Regions from separate parts of the Mus musculus genome. Here all the other regions are linked to region 3. A link is a loop called in an ENCODE intact Hi-C map of the cell type or tissue named here. Cell type or tissue: heart. All regions are shown on one strand.

What was found. Peaks named below come from ENCODE experiments on the same cell type or tissue, not always from the same donor. Only the 100,000 strongest peaks of a DNase experiment are listed, where the experiment ranks them.
Region 1: it touches region 3 in a loop (2.1-fold over the local background); 3 of 42 quality-filtered maps call a loop at or near these places.
Region 2: it touches region 3 in a loop (2.2-fold over the local background); 2 of 42 quality-filtered maps call a loop at or near these places.

The regions. Positions count from the first base shown.
Region 1 is chr3:151,160,180-151,168,179 of GRCm38, forward strand. No RefSeq gene overlaps it. Among named protein-coding and RNA genes, the nearest start is that of 4930555A03Rik, 130 kb to the right of the region's middle. In heart, no CTCF peak of the experiment used is centred here; no DNase peak of the experiment used is centred here.
Region 2 is chr3:151,377,234-151,385,233 of GRCm38, forward strand. No RefSeq gene overlaps it. Among named protein-coding and RNA genes, the nearest start is that of Adgrl4, 57 kb to the right of the region's middle. In heart, a CTCF peak has its summit at 3,860; no DNase peak of the experiment used is centred here.
Region 3 is chr3:151,433,392-151,441,391 of GRCm38, forward strand. It overlaps Adgrl4 (adhesion G protein-coupled receptor L4), which reads left to right and starts at 4,491. Exons shown (of 16, transcript NM_133222.3): 1 at 4,491-4,613; 2 at 5,847-5,996. The coding sequence starts at 4,592. In heart, a CTCF peak has its summit at 4,640; DNase peaks (open chromatin) are centred at 4,520 and 6,780; H3K4me3 peaks cover 1,002 bases; H3K27ac peaks cover 1,048 bases.

The sequences.
Region 1 (8,000 bases), 270 kb before region 3:
TAGAATAAGTGCTAAAGTAATAAATATTTTATTCTGATTTCAACCCTCATTTATAGATATGTGCCTGTCTAATACTGAAGCTCCTTTCCACCCAAACTATTTGTTTAAGGAGTCATTTTGTGTGCAATATTTAAGATGATCTTAAGCAGCTTCCACTTACCTACAGAGATATCAGTGGACACCGACCTAGAAGACGCCTATACCTTAAACAGAGTGTAGGTAATACTTCTCCTATCTAGAGCTATTATAAAGATTAGCTTATATGCTAGGCAAGAAGCCACCAACAACCAACAATAAAGCACAGCAATTGTGGCATGATGCTGTGATAGAAGCTAAGTAGATATGCTCTTGCTGTCTCTCAAAATACTACACTATATTCACCCCTGCCCTTAGGATGATATAAGGCAACACAAGGCCTGCATGATTAAAAAAAAAAAAAAAAGAATGTTATCAGTGATACAGTTTGGGGAGGGTGTGGTGCTTGATCTGATGACAGGAATTCTACTGTGAGGCAATTGACAGTTGTTGCACACAGTGTTTGTGTGCTCCACAATAGGGTGATTCACATCCTGAGCATAAAACATTTCTGCACACTACTCAAGCCACTGTGCAACTGAAACTTATGAATTATTTATTTCTGTAATTTTCCATTTATCATTTTCAGACTGTAATTGATCATGGGTAGCTGAAACCACAGAAAGTGAAACCAGAGATACGGAGTGACTCTTGTAATAAGCAAGAGCATAAAAATGAAACATACATAATTTTAGCATAGAAATAGGGTTAAATCAGCCTGTGTATTTAAAATGTAATTAAACATATATTTCTTTTAGTATCTGTAATAAAGCATGTTTAGTCAAAAATCCTGGATTAAGAAGGTAAAATACATTTTCTCTTAAAGTCTCAGAAATTTATAGACTTCAGGAGGCTCCCGGTAGCAGATTGGAGTGCATGGAATGTCAGGAGTATACTCAAAGGATCCAGGGATTGGGGATGCGGTTCAGTTGCTGTACAGGGGTGAAGAACTGAGTTCAAACCTTCAGCGTCAACTTAATAAGCTGATGTAAGTGGAGTCCAGTGCTGAGGAGCAGAAAGAGGAGGATCCCTTATGCTCTTGCATTAGACAAGCCTAAACAGTGAGCTGCAGACCCTGACTCAAATAGTAAAATGGAGAACAGCAGAGAAAGTCAGCCAGTAAACATCTAGCCTTCACACATGAATACATACCACCACCACATGTACACAGGAACACACACACACACAAAGGAGTGCACTTATGGAAAGTATTTGCCAACTTTGCATAATGGATTATGGTATTCCATTAAAACAAATCATGTAGGAATTTCATGTTACATAGATTGTTGTACAAGTGAAAGTGTATTCTTCAATACACTTGACTAAACATGTTTTATTTCAGGGACTACATATTTTATTTAAAATACTCAAATTATTTGTATTCTAATACAAAGGAATGATTGTACTCATTTCCATAGAGTTTTCTTTTCATGATTTGTATCATAGTGTTAAAACTAGGATGAGGGATCAAACACTGGAGCAACAGATGTTGACAGAACAAAACACTTCATATTCTCCGTTGTTATCCATATGTTGGATTTCAAATAAGCCCCTCATTTTTTATATAGAATTGATTTTGTATACCTTTTTCTTGACTGTATGCATGAGAATGATTAAAGCTGTCCACATGCATACACACTTCTTAATTTTATGAGTACCATGAACACTCAGTCAAATATCCTCAGTGCTGTATCAAATATACAGTGACATAATACAGTTGATCCGCAAAATGTTATTGCTCCCCTCTGTGGTCCAGCATGTATCTTAGAGCATGGAATCCAAGAGTTCCTATCCTCAGGCTGTGATGACATCAGAGTTGATGTTCTCCAGTAGAAGCTCTGAAGAGATATTTGCCTGGACAGCAGCAGGTGAGGACAGCACTGGTTCTCTAGTTTTAGAGACTATTGCTCAAGAGTTAGCCGACGCTGATTAGCACCATTGTTGCTTTATGTTATATTGTGGACTTGAAACAATTTTCATCATCTAGCTATGCAGAAATTCCTTTTGCTTTTACTTTTCTGTGCTTAGTTATTCCCAGAATGAAACTCAGGAGGGCCTTTGTTTTCTGGACAGAATTCTAATGGAATCATTTGTCTCAAGCAGTATGCGTCTTCTAGTTTTTCAGGCTCTGGACTAAAAGGGTGAGTGAGCTGCTTCTCTAGCCTATGTCATTTCATAAAATCTCCGCCAAATCCATGAGGCCCACAAAGCAGATCAGTTTACTCTTGAATACTGGTAAACACTACTAATCATGCTCAAAGTTGACTGTTGATTGTATACCTAAGCACCCATACAAATACACACATGCACACACATATGTACTTATACATGCAGTAATATATATATGCTCATATGCATGTATACACACAGGCACACACAAACATAGGCACACACAGAGAGATTCACAGATGCATGCACATGCACACACACACATACACACATGCAAAGAACACACAAATAAGCATGTCCACACATACACACATATGTACACATGCATGTACATACACAGGCATAGCAAGCATATACACAGATGCATAGACAAGCACACATGCTTATATGTACACACACACACATATGTGTGTGTGTGTGTGTGTACAAATATACACCTATGTGCACACATAAACATATATGCAAGTATACATGTACACACATAGACACACACACACTCACACACATACACACACACTCAATGCTGAAGACTAAGTCCAGGTCCAGCAAACATTAGATAGATACTGTACTGCTAAGAGAGATTCAGGCTCTCTTTTTTCTTTTTTTCTTTTTTTTTAAAAACATGGTTGCACTAAGCCCACCAGGCCGACAGTGAACTCACCTGTAGTCCGGACAGACCTTGAACTTGTGGTTCTACTGTTTCAACCTTCTGAGTGCGTGGAATTACAGCCTCAGCCACCAGGGCTCAACTCTTTTTTTCTTACTTATAAGATTCAGTTTTCATATTCCAATTCACATGCATAGGCTGACCTCAGCTTCCATCTCTTGGAATGTGCTTTTCCATATCCATTTCAATTTCCTCACTACTTCACGTTTTATTCATCAGCCAATCTGAGCAGTTAAGTGTTTACAGTTCATGACAAGATGGGCTGTGAAGTTCTGTGCCTATGTTCTTATGCATGGTCCAGCTGACATGTCACTTTTTATTTTTGCCAAAATCCATGTGGATGACAAACCTGAAGTGTAGGCTTTTATTTTTCTAAGCCTACTTTAATAAGTGTACTTCTTAACCTCCCTTCTAGCCACCACCCGCCAGAGGTCATGGAAAGGAAAGGTCAATAGGACCAAGGAGCATGTGTACCTGTTTAGAAATAGTTCTTTGAGTTGAATCCAATCTGTGTTGTGAGAGGGGAGGGGAAGGGAAGAGAGGGGAGGGGAGGAGAGGAGAGGAGAGGAGAGGAGAGGAGAGGAAAGGAGAGGAGAGGAGAGGAGAGGAGAGGAGAGGGGAGGGGAGGAGAGGAGAGGAGAGGAGAGGAGAGGAGAGGAGAGGAGAGGAGGAAATGGTTTGACTGAAATGGAGAAGGTATGATGACTGGGAGCAAAAAGAGTCATTTTTCTTTCAATTCATCTCACTCCATCTCAGATTCTCAGTGATGAGAGGATGGAGTGCTTGGAGGGAGACTGATCTGAGGATGTCTTGGACATACTGAACGGTGGGACAGGACACAATTAAGAAACCTGGTTCTGAAGACCAGATAAGTAGATGAAAGTAGGGGAAAGCTAACCCAAGTCTCCCAGGCAACAGAAGAAGTGATCTGAAATAGGAGAGGAGAGGTGAAATGCCTCCATAAAGTTGATTACAGCAAGCTGTCAATGTAACAATGTCTCAGTGTAGACAATTACAGAATCAGGATGGAGGCAGAACAATGTTTCAATATTGACAGGATGGCAGAACAATGTTTCAATACTGACAACAGATACTTTCTTTTGTACTCCAGAGGGGAAGTAACTTGGAAGCTACCTCTTAATTAAGCTAATAAATTAGAACATCTTTTGTCTATCTATTTGTTGGGTGGCTGTAATAGTCACATGGATGAGCATTACAAATTTATGGAGCTGGTGTTTAATTATGTAACTTCTTCATGGCAACTATTGTTTAGTTTCTTCCACATTGTTATACATATGTTTCTTTGTAGTTTGCTGGGAAACTAAAGATCTCCACTACCTTTGTCTCTTAAAATCTTTCTACCCTCTCATATAATGAGCCCTGTTCACAGGGAAGAGAGGCTGTGAGACAGATGTTCCAAATTAGTACCAAGCATTAAATAACACCTTATTCTCTGCACCATGACTAGATGACTAGTTATGTACCCCTGTGTGAATTGTCATATACTTTCAAAAGTAGCTTCTTTAATGAGGGCTTAAAGATACAGCAACCTAGGAGTATAAAGGTATGAACTGCCGGGGCAGTGAAAACAGTTTTCTATCTTAGTCTTAAGAAATATAGACTAATGAAATTCCTGTTTCAGAAACAGTAAAGGAGCATATCTGCCTTCTTAGAACTAAGTTCTTATAAACAAACTATTCTCTCCCTCCCTCCCCCCCACCGTGTGTGTGTGTGTGCATGTGCATGTGTGTATGAGTGTCTGTGTGTCTGTTTCTCATGTTTCCAGTTTTACTATTTAGTCGAATTTATTTATCAACACAATAAAAACACCAAAAAGAAACATGATTGATCTGAACTGAGAACTGACTTCATCACAATCATAGTGCTAATTTCCTTATGAGCATCCCCTCATTAAAAAGTACTCACCATGTTCCTGTGAGAAAAGCAGTTCTGCTACTGTTTGAGTGATGATGTGAGATTTAATTTCAATCTCAATAGCTAGTGCCAGAATTCTACGTATAAAAGTAACTCATTCTTGACTTGAGGACATAAGGATTTGAAGTACCCTGTGGGAATAGGTATGATAATGGCAAGAGCCCAGGCACAAATAAAGACATAGGACCTCATGTCTGCATAGAGACTGAAGGTGAGACACACAGAGAGGAAGTGACACTGATTATTGGCTAAAATAATTATCATCAGAGGTCAGATGATGAAGGAATCTGGCATTCCTTGTGCAGTTACAGCCTGAGATGTGTGAACAGAACCTTGCCCCGCCTGGAAATCGTATGAAAAGCCTTCTTTCACGTTTCATCTTTACTGTGATTTAACAAACATTGTAAAGAATTATACTTCTGTCAGTGAAGCTTTTTACTTTCCTTTAAATCATAGTAGAGAGCAAATTTATAAAGGAAAACAAGGAAATGAGCTCACATAATTAGAACAATCTACCGGACATTCCAAAAAAGAAATGATTGACCCAGTGGTAGCTAGGCTTAGGGAAGGTCTCTGTGCGTTAGTGGAACTAGGCATAAGACTCAGAATCATTAGAGTCCCAAGGTTTACGGGAGTGTGGTTGCTCTTGAGATTGTAGTTAGAGAAGAAAAGCCCTAGTTTAAGGACCAGGCCCTGGATTCAGCATTCACATGATAAGTGAAACAGCAAATAAGTGTAGAAGCATAGCAAACATAGGAATGTTTGCTCACAGAGACAGTTATGCGAGACCACCATGGGAAGTGTGAACCTCCTTACTCCATCAATGCTGCAGTCTATTCCTCTATAATGTTAGGGGTAAGTCCTACAAAACTCAAGAAATTACTTAAATTCCACAGAATATTTAATAGAATATTTAATATCACAATTATCAACTATAATATCTCAATCTAAAAACTAATGTTGTCTTTTTTACATTACCTATAAAATCATAGTTTAACTTTCTGAATAACCTTGATCAATCCCAAATATTACTTTTTTACTTGTCACAGGCATGGTCTGTATATAATAATATATAGAAATAATGTTTGATTATATATATAATAATTGAAAATTAAAATACACATATTTAAGATGGTTTCAGTTTGTGTGTGTGTGTGTGTGTGTGTGTGTGTGTGTGTGTGTTTGCACCTGTGGTTTCATATGATTAAAATGACATAGAAATTTTCATATTGTTTAATCATGCAGTAGGTACTTATATATGACAAACAACACAAAGCCCAGCATCCATGTGTTCATAGTGGTACTAGAGTACACATGTTATTCCAGTCATGTAGAATGTAACACATTGTATCATCTGTAGCATAAAATACATTATAAGACTAAGTAACATCATGAATACATGTATTTTCCCTTCTGTTGATCATAATTTTAAAATCTGGTCCTATAAACTGGACTGCTTATTGTTTTCAAACAGTATGGCCTGTTAAGACAAGGGCATGATTGTACATCACCTGTTTACTACATTGTGGTTACATCAATAAATACATGGAAAAATTGATCTGTATTATCTCAGATTCTGCAAACATTCTCTATGTTCTTGATAAGTGGCAAATTATCTAATGACACATATCTCAAATTATATGTTCAATATTAGTAATAACTATGTACATGCTAAATATATAAGTTTATATTCATTTTTTTACCATTACCCAATGTGTCAGAAAAGGAATTAGTATGACTAAGTATATTTAAAATTATTTATTTATTATTTATGAGTATGTGTGTGAGCAATTATATGTGTGCAGGATCCTACAGAGACCAGAAGAGAGTTTCAGATATCCTGGAACTTGAGTGAGAGGAAGTTCTTAGCTGCTCTGTGGGTGCTGAAATCAGAACCCAGGACTTCTACTTTTATAAGATGACCATCTCTCCAGCCCCACTAGGGAAGACTTAGAAGTCTATTTACTGATCCATCTTGGGTCTCTGGAATTTGTTTGCTTCTATTATGAACTGAATGATTTTAAACAAATAGTCATTAACTTCATAGGTTGAAGTTCTAACTCCAATACTCTTGGGTGAAATCTCTGGATAATATTTAGGTTAAGTCATGAAGGAGAATCCTGAATCCCTTAAAAATAGGATCAAAATAAAATAAAGTAAAGCCCCCCCCCCCAATTCTCTGAGGAAGTCCCTCACTGACACTCATCTTTGGGCACCTAGATCTTGAATTATTTATTTCAAAGCTATAAGGAATATTTTTATCTAAGCATATAAAATGTCTACATGGTAGTTTATGTTGACATCTTGAACTAAGGTATCTGTAATATTCTTTTAAAATTGCATTTATTAACACTAAAAGTGAAGTAAATTAGGACTATTATTTGAGACATATTATTATGTCTTTCCTACCTGCTACATTTCTTCCTATGGCATAATCAAAGTTAACTACTTAATAATTTATAATGAGACAAAAAAGTACCGTGCATTTAAAAGAAGATAGTCCACCCACTATCAACTGAAAAAAATAAACAGGAAATCTTTACACCAAACATCAGTTATAGGACATTCTAATACTCGATGCATATTTGGAAGCAAAGTCAACTAATAAGAGTGCATGAAAAGCTGTGTATTATCTAAGGAACTCCACTAATATTCTCTTTCTGGTACATACATATTGCAAACTAGCTTGTCATGTTTAATCATGAAGTGTCATGTTTATTATGTAAGGAATGTTGGGTAATGTTATATTAGTGTTCTCCATAGTAGTAGTATAAGTAGAATATGTACATGTGTCTACTCTTGCATCTGTGGTAAACCATTCATTTTGAAGAATTGTCTGACAAGTGTATGGATTGTGTCATGACCAGTATCTCCACAGAGGGTGGCAGGGCAGGGCTCAAATCCCAGCAAAGAGCCAACACTGCAGTCCCGCTGAAACATCCTGTGAGGGATCCTTTTTCTGCAGGAAGACTTTGACAGGAGTCTTTTGATTAAGTTTAAGTGTTTGTGGGAACAGATGAGATGAAGATTGTTTAATAACAGAGAAATCAACGTTAGTGCTGTCTCTACACAGAAGATTCTTAGCTGCAATCATGAGCTTACGGAACTTTATTTATTTATTTATTTATTTACTTACTTATTTTTAATTTTTTTC
Region 2 (8,000 bases), 56 kb before region 3:
AATCACCAAACCCAGACAATATTGTGGATGCTAACAAGTGCTTGCTGACAGGAGTCTGAAATAGCTCTATACTGAAAGGCTTTGCTAGTGCCTCAAAAATACAGAAGTGGATGCTCACAGCCATCTATTGGACTGAGCATAGGGTCCCCAAGGAAGAAACTAGAGAAAGGACCTAAGGAGCTGAAGTGGTTTGCAGCCTCATAGGAGGAGCAACAATATAAGCTAACCAGTACCCCCAGAGCTCCCAGGGACTAAACCACCAACTAAAGAGCACACATGGTGGGACTCATGGCTCCAGCTGCATTTTCAGCAGAGAATGGCCTAGTTGGACATCAATGGGAGGAGAAGCCCTTTGTCCTATGAAGGCTGTATGCCCCAGTGTGGGGGAATGCCAGGGCCAGAATGTGGGAGTGGGTGGGTTGGTGAGCAGGGGGAGGGGATGGAGGGAGGGTGTTTTTCGGAGGGGAAACCAGGAAAGAGGATAACATTTGAAATGTAAATAAAGAAAATAGCCAATAAAAAATAAAAAATAAATCAACCCCAGCATCAACAGGAAACTTCAGAAAGCAACAGACTCTAAATGAATTTCTCAAAACAGTTAATGGAAGAAACATAACTTGTTATCTTATCATGGAAGTGAAAAAGAATCTATGCTAAGACAAAAAGTAAAACCCAAAACTTGACTCACTAGAGCTATCTTAGAATTGTATGTAGAACAAGAAAATATTCTTTGCTTTTTTAAAAAACAGTTTTTTTCTATATAGTATATTCTGTTTATGGTTTCTCATGTCTCAACTACTAACAGATCTACCCTTCTCCCTTTCCAGCAAAATTCTCACCTTTTTGTCCTCTCTCTTCTTAGAAAATGAATAGACATCTAAAAATAGTAAAAATAAAATAAGATAAAACAAAAGCAAATAAACTCTAGTATGACAAAACAAAGAAAAAAGACATTTGCAATAAGAAACTTTTTTAATATCTTGTTTAATTTATTCCATATATATACATATATATGCACATCACATTATTCTTCCCTATATTATAGATCTTGTGTTTCTTTTTTATTAGATATTTTCTTTATTTACATTTCAAATTTTATCCCCTTTCCTCGTTTTTAAATAATATTTATGTCCTTTGGGTATTTCCAAACATATTTTGAGAGTAAAAGAAGATAGAAATGTCATTTTTTGGTTTTGGGGCTGTGGCTAGTTATAGCTTTTACCTTTTTTTATAAGAATGGGATATATAACATTAGACATTTATTCAGGCCTGTATCCCAGCAGGGAGACTTGGAGATGACATTAGCCATGGGCTTCTGCTGACAGGAAGCCCCCTCTGTATCTTTATTCACATGAGCCTCTCCCCTCGTTAGAGATCTACTAAAGTGTGTGCATCTGCTCTCCTTTCCAACTTGTTTTCACCACTTTGCTTCAAAAGCATATCCTAAAATCAAAGAAAACCTATTCATAATTATCTCTACAGTGAAGAGGTGATACTGTATCCACAAGAGGCTTCTGGCCTCCTCTCCTGCACCTCTAGGGCTGCATGTAGACTGTCCCTTAGTTTTCAGTATATTTTCTAATAAGCGTCCATGTCAACCAAATCCTGCTCATTTAATACATATTTTATTAGATATTTGAATAGTGAACCAAGTCATTATGTGCTGAATGAAACAATATCCAAAAATATTTCACCATTGCATTCAAACTTTCTGCCAAATTTATATTTAGCAAAAACGATTAAAAAATACATGAAAAAAACAAAAAGGCAACAAAAAAACAACAACAAAAAAAACCTTTCCCAAATTTACAGCTAAGTAGTATTGTAATAGCAAGAACTTTCTAAGAATTTCTGGCTACATTCTTTCCAAGAAATCAGAAAGATTCTTTCAATGTATTTTTATTTTCAAAGAGAAAATCAAAGAACTTTTTGAAAATATGGAACAGAGCAATAAAATGTTTATAATTTTCAATATCCACACATGCATGTCGACACTGGGACAAATACTAATCTCTGCTGTATCTCATGAGAGCTATTTTTGTTGATAATACTAAGAAAATATATTTCACAGTGTTGCGCAGAGCTGTGTCAATTCATGTATAGGGTACTATGCATAATTGCTCTCTTAATATCCATCACATGAGCACTGACATGATAGAGATATAAACTCTCCATCACAGATATAGAATTATGGGACTTCTATAGCAGTTTTAGAAACTGTTGCATATAGCAGATATGAACATGAATATAATTGTCTCTTAAGTTCTGTGGAAAATATATTTCAGGACCCTCAGAATATCAAGACCAAGAATTCTCCTCTCCTTTACACCAAATGACGAATTACTTACTTATTTTTTGAACACGTCTTCTCTTGAACACATCTTCTATGCTTTTGTGTTTGAAGTATTTGTGTTTATTTATGGAGAGCAATTTAATTGATTTTCAATACAAATACTTCTATTGTGTTGCTTAGAATGTCTGCATATATAATTTCCAAATATCTTTATCTGTTATTCAATGTATATGTAATGTAAAATCTATGCATACAGAAGAAAGACATATGCACATGCTGTACACACACACACACACACACACACACACATCACACATCACATACACACAATCACATACAGGAGATGGGGTATATCTCATTTAAAATATTGATTTTCAAGATTACATGGCAGAAAGTATTCATGCATTTTCCCCTAGGAGAATAAATATGTCCTACTAATTTCTGTTCTTTTGCTCTAGACTGGACAATATGGGGACATATCTCAACTTTATGAAATAGAGGTCACCATGGGGAGATCCCTCCTGCAGTGTATCCATAAGAAGGTCTGGAATAGCTGAGGGTGACGCTCCAATGTCCAGAGCTGATTTCCCTGGAGAAGGCATTCTGGATATGAAGTTTCTCTGAAACTCACATCAATAGCTGAGGGCAGGAGGTCATCATTAAGCACCCTGTGTCCATTCTTCAAGTGAACTCCATATAGTGACAGCTATATTTAACCTGGATGTTCTTTCTGCAGCCATCGGGGCTTCTTATTACTTGAAAATGGAATCCAGGGAACTCTTGGATGTGATTTAATAACTGAAGGGATTTCATATTTCTCTGTTGTTGCCTTATGAATGCACATTTAGAAAAAAGGTTGCTTGTGTGAGTCTAGGAGACATTCCTGGTAGCGAGACACATTTAAGCACGTGCTTACTGTGGTCGACAACGAGAAGAAAATGTACACTGCCCTCAGTTCTAACCTTGAAGAAAATTAAACAGGAAAAGGAAGATTTTTTTTCTCCCATTTATCTTTTTGATGGAAATTTTAAGCCCCTACTTCTCCTCTCCTAAATCCAAATTTGTATTTTGGAAATATACACAATTTGCAAATATAAAGCATTTTCAATCTAGTAAAAAACAAACCTCTTATTGTCTAATTATACATTTACTTGCACTGGGATGAAAGGGGATGTCTTCTGTCAAGAACATTTTAAGAATGATCAGTACATTATGTGCACACTCGTACTGAAAGATAGAAACCAGTAGGCATTATTGTAATTTCTAAGCTTACAAAAAAGAGAGACTGAAGACCTAAAAGTAATGCTTATTCTAATCTGAGTAGAAAGGAATTTCTCCAGTTGGGTGGATTTCTGAATGTCACTGTTTGCACTGCAGATTCCCTGTTCCACCCTTCACAACTATGTTGACTGACTGATAGTTCTGTTTTGTATTTTTTTTTACAAGTCAGGCTTTCTGACAGTGATCCATTAAGATAAGGTATGTTCTTTCAGCTTCCTGAGATGCAGTCCATAGCAGCTGCCCTTTTCAGTTTGTTGTCTGAGGTAACTGTACTCTGGGGGCAGTATAGCTTAAGCAAAATGCCTGACTTAGCCACACAGGAACTTTCTATAGTCAGATTTGTGTCTATCAAGTGCCAAGTGCAGTCATCATGGTTTCCATGTTGCTTCTTGGAAAGCTGTATTGGAATGCTGTGAACATCTTTATCCACGAAAATGAGCTAATTTTTAAGATTTGAGGAAGTGCTCATAAGGCTGTAGGAAGCCACTTTCTGTACCAAAACAGCCATCTCTACTACACTGTGGAGAACATCTCCAAAACTAAAGCAAATCTGCCTCCCAAAGATCTCTAACATCTATACATCTTACTCCCTTCACTCCACCCTGAGATACTGAATGCCACAGTAAGTATAGTTTCTTGCTCCCCTGTTATTGTTTTTGAGAATTTAAAAAAATTCATAAAGGATGTGATTAGTTTTCAAAGCCATGGAGTTTTCATATTTAGTAGAAAACATAATATAAACTATTAACTTTAAACCATGCTGGGCAACATCTATGAAACCTGGCATTCTGAGCCAAACTATCCAGAGAGTATCACAAGGCATTAAAATTAATACTGTATTTAATTGATCAGTTAAAATTAATCCTAATTTTGAGTATATGAGAACACCATCTTCGTCTCAATAACCCCCCCCCATCCTGGTGCCTTTTGTTACGTGTGAACAATGCAGGTGCTTAAAACACATTAGGAAAGAAACGGATGAAATAAGTTCTGAATGCTTTGATAGCAGTCACAGGCAGAAAGAACCACGTGATTGTAATACAGGAGAGAACACTATTGGAAATTGAGAAGCCAGGTGACTAGACTACATAAAAAATATTCTTTTTAAATATTTTTACTGTAGACACACAGAAATCTAAGTGAATCCTTTATACAGGGCTTATGTGTACCCCCCCCCCTTGGGGGAGGGAACACATTCTCTCCTATAGATCAGACCTCCATCCAATCAGAAATCAGTTAGCCCATAAGAAGCATGTACAAGACACATCTTGCCTGGCAGGTAAGCAGTGAAGCTTGTAAGGGTTGGTTCTACATTAGAGAAGGTGGCTTACTCTCTCAGCAGGCTGCATGGAACCTTATACACTTTGGACACTACCCAGCAGGGAGGGGGTTTCTGAGTCAGCCAAAGCATGTGGTGTCTTCAGCAACAGGGGACTTGCCATGCAGTTATGGGATGTAACCTAGGACAATGACAATCGTTTGTGTTGTTTTGAAGACCTCTGGGGCCTTGCTGACAGTAACTCCTAAACTTTGTACTGCGATTTTCATTTAATAACCCATGTCTTCTGGGAATGACTTTCTCTAGCCATGAAGAGTAAATATATTGGAATTTTTGCTGTGTGGCGGTGGGATTTATCTCTAAGTGATACTTCCTAACCATCTTCACTTAGCTCTTAAAAAGAATAAAAAGGAAGATTATAAAGGTTATTCCAAGGCGATAATATTAGTGATCTTCCGCTGTGTTCCCTAAACAAGCACTTAAATTCTTTAATCAATAACTTCATGTCACTAGTTGTCAGCAAGTAATATTTTGTGTGTTCGTTTATTTTGAGGGGGAAGAAGAAGGCTAAGAATTGATAGGCTTAGGCAATTCATCAGCTCTTGCACACAAATGTCCTTGAACTCTCTCTCAATCAATCAATCTGTCAATACTCTGCACATTCTCTGATAAGTGATAGTCATTTACAATAACAGCACAGAGAGGTTTTTACGTCCATAAATTAGGTAGCAAACAAAGCTGAAGGAAATGGCAAGATGCTCCACCCACTGTTAACGTCACTTACACCAGATGGAACAAGAGATTCAAAAATGGAGCAACTTCAGTAAAGCCCAGAAATGTAACTGTTACTGAATAATCAAAACCAGCAAGTCTAAAGTGTGTAAAGTGATACTTAGATACTTAGAATTTAATTCAAAGGAGTTTCGAGATTAAGTTCTCATGAACGCATAAGCTTTTAATGTTAAGCTTTTAATGTTAAAGAGCATAAGAAACACTTGCTTGACCCTAACAGCTGACTGAAGCCAGAACAAGATCTGCATGCACGTAGCATGATGAGACTAAACCCAGGAACAGGGAGATGCAGGCATTGTCCTATCAGAATGCAAGATCATTCTGGGTCTTAATATTTTATTTACATTTTACTATACTTATTGTATTCAGAAATGTGAGATTCATTCAAGACAAAACAAACACAGCAACCTCATTTATAACCAGCGGAGGAAATGAATTAAAAGGTTGAAGCTAGTGTGGGCGCATTGTACCTTAGGTGGACTGATGGCCTGGGTCAGGAGGATGAGCATTCTACACCCCACCCTCTCTCCACTTCCCAGCACATTAGGAACAAGTTCTGCATTTTTTCAAAGGAAAAGGTGGGGAGACGGAACTTCCTATTTTATAAGAGAAAAGGAAACCAAACCTTTAAGGTGTCTGGGCTTGATTTTGATCCTTCCAATCCACAGTTGTCATTTGTTTGTCAGATAGGAAGGAGTGCACACTGACCCAGGGGAAACCACTCCATCTGAATTATGACTGGTCTCCACCCCCAGCAGCCACTTAAAAGGGCCCTCTGCACTAGTAAACTATTCAGGTTGACAGAGAAAATCTGAAGAGGAACATGATAAAAACTCTGTTGTGCAAAAGATAAGAAAGGACAAAAGGCATCCCAGAACTTCATTGTCTGTTGAGAGCTCTGACTCATAGCAGAGAGGCCGAGCTAGGATACCAACATAAATAGTAACAGCCGCAGCTGCCTCCCTCTGACTTTCATCCCAGCCTCTTACCCTTTGCCCCATTCCTTAAATCTTAAGACATTTCCGTTTCAAATCTGGTGAAACTTAGAAATCCACAGGGAGAAATTAGAATTGAAAACTTCTCCTCCTTAAGAGCTGTTTTTCCACACAGGGACTGACCATTGCCTACACAAGTCTAGATTGATTTTGATGTATTCTGATGTCTTCAAGAATGTTGACCCGCCATCATTTACAGCTAATGTTGCTATTACATATTGGGCCACAGCAATAGGCAGAGGGCATTATATGATTTATTTGTTAAATAAGATTTTCATTTTCTGCAGTTTGACCTCTGCTAGGTGAACTAACCTGTCTATTCGTGCAACACATTGAAAAATCAATAGCCTCTGAAGGAACGTTGTGATAGGTGATGTCCCTATGCCGTGGACGTGGCATTCATGTTATTGGCCTCATTGAGCGTTGCTGCCAATGAAGCCCAGCTGACACTGTGGAAATTGGGGGAGGGAGGAGGACTTTTTAAAAATTCAGCTTCTTGTATTTTTTCTTTTATCATTAAAAATTTTTTGCCTGTTTGCCTGATGTCTTCAAAACTAGTTTGTCAGTCCTGCCCCTGTGAAATCAGTGAGAAAATTATTCTCCACATTCTTGCTTCTTGGAGGTTTATTGCTATTTACATGAAAGTGATTGTTTCATTTTCCCGGACATACATTCCATTTTCACATGTACCTATAATGTACATCACAAAAGAAGCAACTACTGCACAGAGGTTTGTAAGAAATGTAGCTAGATAAAGCTGAAAGTAGATATTCAGTGAAATTTTTCTAAATTAAACAGATATTCTTATTTTTATTTCAATGAGTTAGATTCATTATTCAAGTTTTTAAACTGAAGAAATGAAGTCAAAATTTGGAGAAAAGAAAGAAACTGTGGAGAGGATTTCTTTGACCTCATACGTTTCAAAGTCTACATTATGAAGTTCTGAATTTACCATTTGAAAGAAGTCATCGAGGCCCTGAGTTGTTTCTACTCCATACGTTCCTAGTCTCTCCCTTCTTTTGTCTTGTTAGTCATATTTTCAGCATGTCTTTTCCTTCCTCTTGGATCTGGTGTGTGCTGGTTGTATTCTGTTACTTCCATCATCATGGTAAAGGACAAGCTACCCTACCAAATATAGCTAGATGAAATTTCATCACTCCTGTGTGATCCTGTGGTTACTGGCAGATATCAGAGGAAGATGGTTGAGAAAGGGGCAACCCCCCAGAAGAACAGAGGCGTTATTTACACAGCATGCAGCTACAATGTGGTCTCTGTGAAGGTAGACCCAACGTTGTGTCTTTCAACAATGGTATTTTACCAGTGTTATCAACCGTCCAGGAGTCTCCGTATGTTTATCCAT
Region 3 (8,000 bases):
CCAAACGCTGACACCATTGCACACACTAGCAAAATTTTGCTGAACTGACCCAGATATAGCTGTCTCTTGTGAGACTATGCCGGAGCCTAGCAAACACAGAAGTGGATGATCACAGTCAGCTATTGGATGGGTCACACGGCCCCCAATGCAGGAGCTATCTCAAAAGCCCCCCATACCCACCCCCCATTCCCCTACCCACCCACTCCCACTTTTTGGCCCTGGCGTTCCCCTGTATTGGGGCATATAAAGTTTGCAATTCCAATGGGCCTCTCTTTCCAGTGATGGCTGAATAGGCCATCTTTTGATACATATGCAGCTAGAGACACGACCGGGAGGTACTGGTTAGTTCATAGTGTTGTTCCACCTATTGGGTTGCAGATCCCTTTAGCTCCTTGGGTACTTTCTCTAGCTCCTCCATTGGGGGTCCTGTGATCCATCCAATAGCTGACTGTGAGCATTCACTTCTGTGTTTACTAGGCCCCTGCATAGTCTCACAAGAGACAGCTATATCAGGGTCCTTTCAGCAAAATCTTGCAAGTGTATGCAATGGTGTCAGCGTTTGGAGGCTGATTATGGGATGGATCCATGGATATGGCAGTTTCTAGATGGTCCATCCTTTTGTCTCAGCTCCAAACTTTGTCTCTGTAACTCCTTCCATGGGTTTTTTGTTCCCAATCACCAGATTTACACTAAGGAAAAAGTCTAAGGAAGGCGTGAGAAGGGGCATAGAATCCCTATGTGGGAATATAGTATCCCTGTGTGGGAACATGGTATCCCTATGTGGGAACTATAAACATGGCTCTGGGGAATGTCTTCATACTCACTGTATACTAATGCCCCGCGTTTAGGTGTGTTGAATGTTGCAAGTAGGATGTTGGTATGCCTTGTGTACCACATTGTGTTACACATAGTCCTCTGTCAGGTGCATGTTGCTGCTCCCATGTAGTGGGACAATTAAGTATCCGTAATACTTTTACCAGAGTCCACTCAGTATGAAGTCAACTGCTAAGCCTAGACTTTCACTGCAAAAACCTTCCAATGTAAAATCTGCCCTTCCCAAGAACGTCTCAAAGCTCTCCCGTTAGTTTTGGCTCTTAGAAACTGAACTAACAAAGTCCTCACATTTTGTCATAGAATGCACCAATGCACAAAAGCACAATCAGACAGGAAGCTTATAACTGGCTTCTTTCCACATGCTATACTTTAAGCAAAGTGAAGACTTAGGTGATTGCTGTCTGCAAAACTTAAACACGAGGCTGGAGAGATTGCTCTGAACTTAAGAACAAATACTGCTCTTGCAGAGGACTGAGGTTCAGTTCCCAGAACCTAGCATAGGCAGCTCACAATTGCCTGTAACTCCAGCTACCTAGCAATCAGGTACCTCATTTTGCATCAGGCCACCTCTTCTGGAATTCATTCACACACACACACACACATACACACACACACACAATTCCTTTGTAATTGCTGCTCCTAAAATGCTTCCCTTCAATGACACAATATTTTTATTGAAAATTTTCAAAAATTTCAATGTCTTTCTGAAATACTGTACAGACAATGGATTCAGAGTTATACAGTGAGCCCATGTCTATCCCCTTCCACAATACAGGCTTCCTCAAACAATGCATTTTAAAATAATTTTGATCTTGTAATGGGCAATCGTAAAACTCAAGCATCATTAAGCACTCTGTTCTTTGTATAAAATGATCCTTTGAAGTATGAATTCACTTCCAGATTTAATAAGAACACACAGAGAGAAAACACGTTTTACACAATATTCAAGTTTTAATTTGCTTTTGTTATTTTTTTTTGCAAGAATAACATTTTCAAAGATTTTATTATCGTCTTGTTATCTTTGGGACAAGCTAAAGTTTAAACATGTGTGGCAGAAAGGTGGAGTAAATTATTTTAGGTTAATGACTTCTTAAAATAGGTATTGTGTCTCGGTATATAACTTTTGTCTGAAAATAATGAGTTTCTATATTTAAGCCCTTTGAAGTTACTTTCTGTATAGGTACACTAAAACTCAGTTTCTCTTGACCTAAGAAACACATGCCATTTGGACTGATTCAGATACGAAGCCAGGGTCATTTCTTTTGTCCCTTCTAAGTGAGTCCTCATTCTAGCCTTCCTGTCTTTGTAGAAGAATCTAAGCTTTCCCACTTAAAACAACTTGAAAATCTCCACCCACTCCATCTCCAAAGCATTCTAACCAAGCCACAGCATCCCTGCATGGCCCAACCAAATCAGTGGGAAAATTCTGACTTTTCCTGATTTCTTTCAGGAATCCACATGTCAATGTCTCAGCTTCAGCATGCAGGGCCTGCCCAGGCAATAACTGGCTGTTTCTTCAACTATGTGCAGACTTCTCCTATCCTTTGAAAGAAAGCTCCTTGGGCTTCATTGTTCACATAGTCCTGGAATTCTCTACTATATTACTTTTACCCATTGCTTTAAAGAAAGAAAAAGAGAATAAAGAAATCATTTAAAAAAAAATTAGTAAACACTTTTTTCATGAAATTTAATCACTTAAATAATCACCTTTTCAAACTCCCTGACTAGCACTGTCTGATAGTTCCACCTTCTTGACACAATCTACAAAGGGAAGTATCAGGAGAGAAAGACTTTGTCAGGACCACCCACCCACAACACAGGCTTGGAGCAAACTATCCCGAGCTACCTTCCAGAGCAGCTTCCGGGCTAGCTGAGGGGTTGCGGGGAAAGTCACATGACAGTCTGGGGCAGTCACATGACATTCTGGTTTTCATTTGCTTCACATGTGGTGGGATCACTCTCAGGAACATTGTTAACTTACACATTTATTTATTTTGCTCGCCATAAATTAAGCTGGAAGTGTCTCGGGAGCACTGTGAAGGACAAGGGATGGGCCACCCAACCGTTAGCTTTCCTTGCACCTCGGTGACTGGTTTCAATAGAGCCCTCATCACTGTATGTTCCATGGAGCTGAGGGACACGAATGCTCATTTTGGGAGGATACTATGCATGCAATGTAGACTCTCAGCAGTCATCAGATAAACACTGGATGTGTCAGGGTTATGCCCCCACTTCATAACGGAAAACGGTGTGTGCTGATGGAATGAACTTCAGTTATTTCTTTACATCACCGTCAAGCAGTTTTCTTAGCTTGCACACGGTGCAGGGCACCAAGTTTGCACATTCCATTTGATAAACATTCACACAGATGCATTCATGTCATCACCAGCCCAGTCAAGGCGTGTGGCATGTGGGTAGCCCCAGAATCCCCTTTGATCACGTTCACAGTTCATCTCCTAGCTTGTCCCAACTTCAGGTCAATGTTTACTTTCCACTTTTATAAATTAATTTGTCTGAAAGTTACTTTTAAATTTTTAAGGTAGAATCAGTTTTTTTCTGTTTGAGTAAATGCCTATTTCTTTATTCATCCATTCATTCATTTGAATTTTTGAGTATGCTTTTTTTCCCCCAACCCCTCACAAATCCTTCCCATCTCCCTGCCCACTGAACTTAATTTTATCCTTTCTTTCACACTCAAATAAATGAAAGCCAAAACAAATAACAAACAACAACAAAATAAGACCAAAAATTACCAAAAACAAAGCAAAACAAAAAGCCCACAAAATAACAGGTGGTGGGTTTTGCAACTCTTGGTCATGGGGGCCTGCCCTGCAGTGTGGCTGATATACTTTGTGACAATTCTTTGAAAAAAATCTTGATTTCCCTTTTCCAGGGGATTAAATTGCAAGTAACTTCTTGGTTAGGGGTAGTACTTGGAGTCCAATGTCTGGTCTGAAACTGAGCAGGTCTTGTGTGTGATGTCACAGTCTGTGTGATTGGCATCCGCCATCTCCGGCTCCTATGATCTTTCTGCCATTTCTGTTCTCCAGCCTGAAAGATAGTCATTTACACAGGAGATTCATGTACCAACAAGTAAAGGGAACTTGGATGTAATGCGCAAATCGTACAGGCGCCGGATGGGTAGGATGGGTAAGGGCTGCAGTGGTGAAATGGACTTGACAGAGAAAAGAATACTTTGTGCTTCCGCAGTTTTTGGGTGGGAAGCTGACTTTTTTTCCCCACAGTTTTTCTCTTCGGTCCTTTAATCTCCTATCGGGTTAAAACTGAGCAGCACCAACAACAAAATGTGACAGAGACCCTGTTGCCAATCTTGGCCTCTTTTCCTTTCAGGACAGAAACCAGGGAATAGATAGGCAGTCAGGAACCTTCTGAGATGTGCTCTCTGCTGGAAGGAGTTCCCAATGGGTCTGTGAGATCTAAGTGCACAAGCTGTGAGGACACTGGTGGCTGCTCCATGAGCAATATGAAGCCACAGTCCCATCTGTAATCTGACAGGGAGTTGTGGCCACAGGCTGAGACTGGAGTCCAGGCTGTTTGGGTGAAGGGGCCTGGCTGCCGGACGGACGTGGCCTGCAGAGTCTGGGCCGTGCACACATTCACACAAAAGAGGCCGGAAAGTGACAGGAGGAAGCTGTGCGTCACAGGGGACAGAGCGAGACCCTGCGGTGCCTGCCTAGCTCCAGGACAGACCCGCACTCTAGCCTAGAGCGCTCTGCCGCCAGCTCCGGGGCTTCCAATGAGACTCCTCCCGCTTCTAGGTGAGTTGGGCTGGGCTGGGAGGCTGCACCGCGCCCACCTGCGGGGAACCAGGGAAAGCGCTTTCTCACTAGCTGGGGTTCAAGTGTCAAGTGTGTCTGGCAAGGTCTCCAAAGGAAAACAGACGCAGGCTCTCACAGGATGTTTTTCTGCTCGGCCTTTCCACTCTCGACCTTGCAACCCACAGCTCAAGACTATTACCTTTTTTCTTCCTGGAGAAATCCCGAAAGTCCCCGAAGTCTCAGTTTTGACCTTTCTAGTGACCAGCCCCAAGAAACCTGGGAATCTAAGATGCAAATGCGTGAGAGAAAGTTCCTGACATTTTAAAGCTACAAAAACCTGGCTTTGGTGATGCACGGGGACAGATAATAAATCACTTCTCTGAAGGCAAATTAATTCAGGTTTAGGAAGTACATATAGTCTTATGTAGGGCTGGGATTTAGAATTGACAGTGTAGGAATTTCTTGGTACCAGATAAGGACACTTTTATCTAAGATAACTGTTTTCTGAACAATGGCTTTGTTATCCATCCCTGTTCCCTACCAAGCTCACACTTAAGAGGGCCTGGAACAAGACAGTGAAAAGAAACACTCTATGCCTTTGCTTATCGGTTCCTAACAGTCCCCAGAACACAGTTTTGTGCTGAGTACAATCTTACCATACCGTGTTGAATTGTTTAATTTCTCCAATGCAAGTTAACGTAAGAGACTTTTTTTTTTGTCGTAAAAAGAGCAGAATGACAATTGCCGAATAGCATGGAAGGGACCTGGTGCATTTCTTCTCCTGTATGTGACAAGTGACATCTTAAAAATAAACGATTTTGTCTTGAAGAGACCCAAGTGTTTAATTTACCCCGATTCTGGAGAGAAGGGTGACTCCCAGAGCCTGAGAAGTGAGCTGCTCTGCTGGGGGGCAACACCTTCTGAGGTAGCCGGTTCACCTCAGTGAAGAGGGATACAGAGTTTCCAGGACATGATGAGCTCATGGTTTTTATTATAAGTCTGGATTCTCCAGCATGTTTTAGTTTTACTAAAATTTACATGCTATATTCCGTAATCTGTAGGCTTGGTCATTTCTCTGTTGTGATTTAGCTAGGAGAGTCATTTGAGGGACTATTATAATTTATCTCTCTAAAGGCAAGGGAATAAGAGCGTTTGGGGGGTATTGGTCTATAGCACAAGGGTGGGACAGATGTCTGCTGTTTTTGACAAGGTCTATGTCTTGATTTTCCTCAGTGGGTTTCTCCACTTTGCTGAATTGTTCCTACACACAAAACTGCAGCAAGACAACGTGTCTCCCCAATGCCAAGTGCGAAGTGCACAATGGTGTGGAAGCCTGCTTCTGCAGCCAGGGGTACTCTGGGAATGGCGTCACGATTTGTGAAGGTAAGTAGTCTTGATCTCCTTTGATCTGCTTGTGAGACTCAGTTCTGCGGTGACTCCTTTCTGCTCTCCATAAATGAACTTGCTTCACCTTCACTCATAGGTTCAGCTGAATGTAAAGGTTAGTCAACCAGTCAGAGAGTGAACTTCTCTGCCAAATACTCAACCAGTCAGAGAGTGAACTTCTCTGCCAAAATGTATTTTGAGTATTGAAAACGATTACTCCGTCTCTTTGTTTGTTTGTTTGTTTGTTTTGGAATTTAAAGATTTCTCTTGCATTAAGCCAAAGTCCAGGCACAAAAAAGAGAGTTAATAGCCTGAAAGCACACCAAGGCCAGCCTCTATTGACTTCTTAGATGCTTTCTCTGGTCATTAACTGCCTAATTTCAAGTTAATGTTAAGGGTAGGAAATAGAGATTTGTTGTGGTGGTGCATATGTGAAATCAGAGCGCTTTGTAGAAGGAGAGACAGAAAGAAAGACTACAGATGTTCTGGCAGCCTGGGCAACATAGATCCTCTCAGAAAGAAAGACAAAAGGAGAGAGAGGTATAGAAAGGAAATAAAAGGATAGAGATGAGACAGTAAGGAGGACAAAGAGGGTTAGCAGTGTGGAGAGAAGGAAAGGAGGAAGAGGAGAGAAGGGAATTGAAAAATTGCTTTTTCTCTCTAAGTTATTCTGCCCATAGAATATATTGGAGGGGGCCAGATGAGAGGAGTCTTTGTAAGGTACAGTTCAAAGAATTGACACGACAGGATGAACTCCACCCAGCAATCAAATTGGGGTGGGTTCCAGCCTGCGATCATGTCAGCCAGGGTTTCTCCCTACCATCAAGACTCTGCCTCCATCCTGTACCTCATCATCCTCCAGAGAGGCCACTTTTAAGTAGACCATTAGTGCAACATTCTGTACAGAGAGATGGAGAAGAACAGAAAATGTTGCAAGTCATATAAATTAGTTTCAAATATAATTAAATCTAAGTTCACATTAGAGCTATGTGGTGTTACACGCCTAAATGTATTTAAGATCACATAGACTTTTTCTAATTAAGCTAGGATATTGTGCTTTGTTAATATTGCATGTTGTTGCTTATAGCATAAACAAGTTGCGTCCCGTGATTCAACTTGATAGGCTCTTAAAAAGATTAAATATGCCGGATATACTAAAACCCAAACCTCATCGTAATTAGTTTAATGCTTTAAACATGTACAGCAAAGATGCAGTTTGCTTAATGGTGCATTAGATCAGCCGTTTCTGTTCTTACATCCAGCCAGAGTTTGTAATATACTATTCTACAAGTACTACAAAATACTTTCCATAAATAATCATAGTTTTTTAGTGTGTGTTTAATTGAATAGCATTAAGGCAAGCTGATAGCTGAATGACCTTCAAAATATTGCTTCCAGTATATCAGCACGCTTTCCCACTAATCATTGCAAATTGTTCTGTAGCACTTAGGAACAGCATTGCTTTTCTGTGATTTAGATACTTTTACTGTCATGATTATCATCATTAACATCAATAAATTTTCAGTTTTGGCCTTTGACAACCAACTAGCTGATAATCATGACTTTCATTGCTTCTTTGAAAAATACATGTTTTGATAAACGGTGTAGTCTCTGTACCCACTCTCTACAAAAAATTAAAAATACTTTCTCTTGGGAGAAAAATAAGATGCTAAAGGTCCTATGACTTGAAATTTCTGAACAGAATCGGTAATGGGAGTTATTTGCCTTTTTAAAAAAAATGATTTAAACGTAAAGGTCCTTTCCATCCAATGAAAGTTCTCGATTCACTTGATTTAGGAGTTACTGTCTGAGTCCACCATGCTTTCTAAAACTGCTACAGACTGATTTTCTTCATTTCAATACCTTTTTCAGTAGGTGTGCTAGTACATTCTCTCGAATTACACTTAAAATATTACATTTTCAATTACTGAAAAGCACAGATTATACGTTGACTATGAAGATCTTTTTGTTGAATTTTTCATCCCTCAATAGATATCTTGT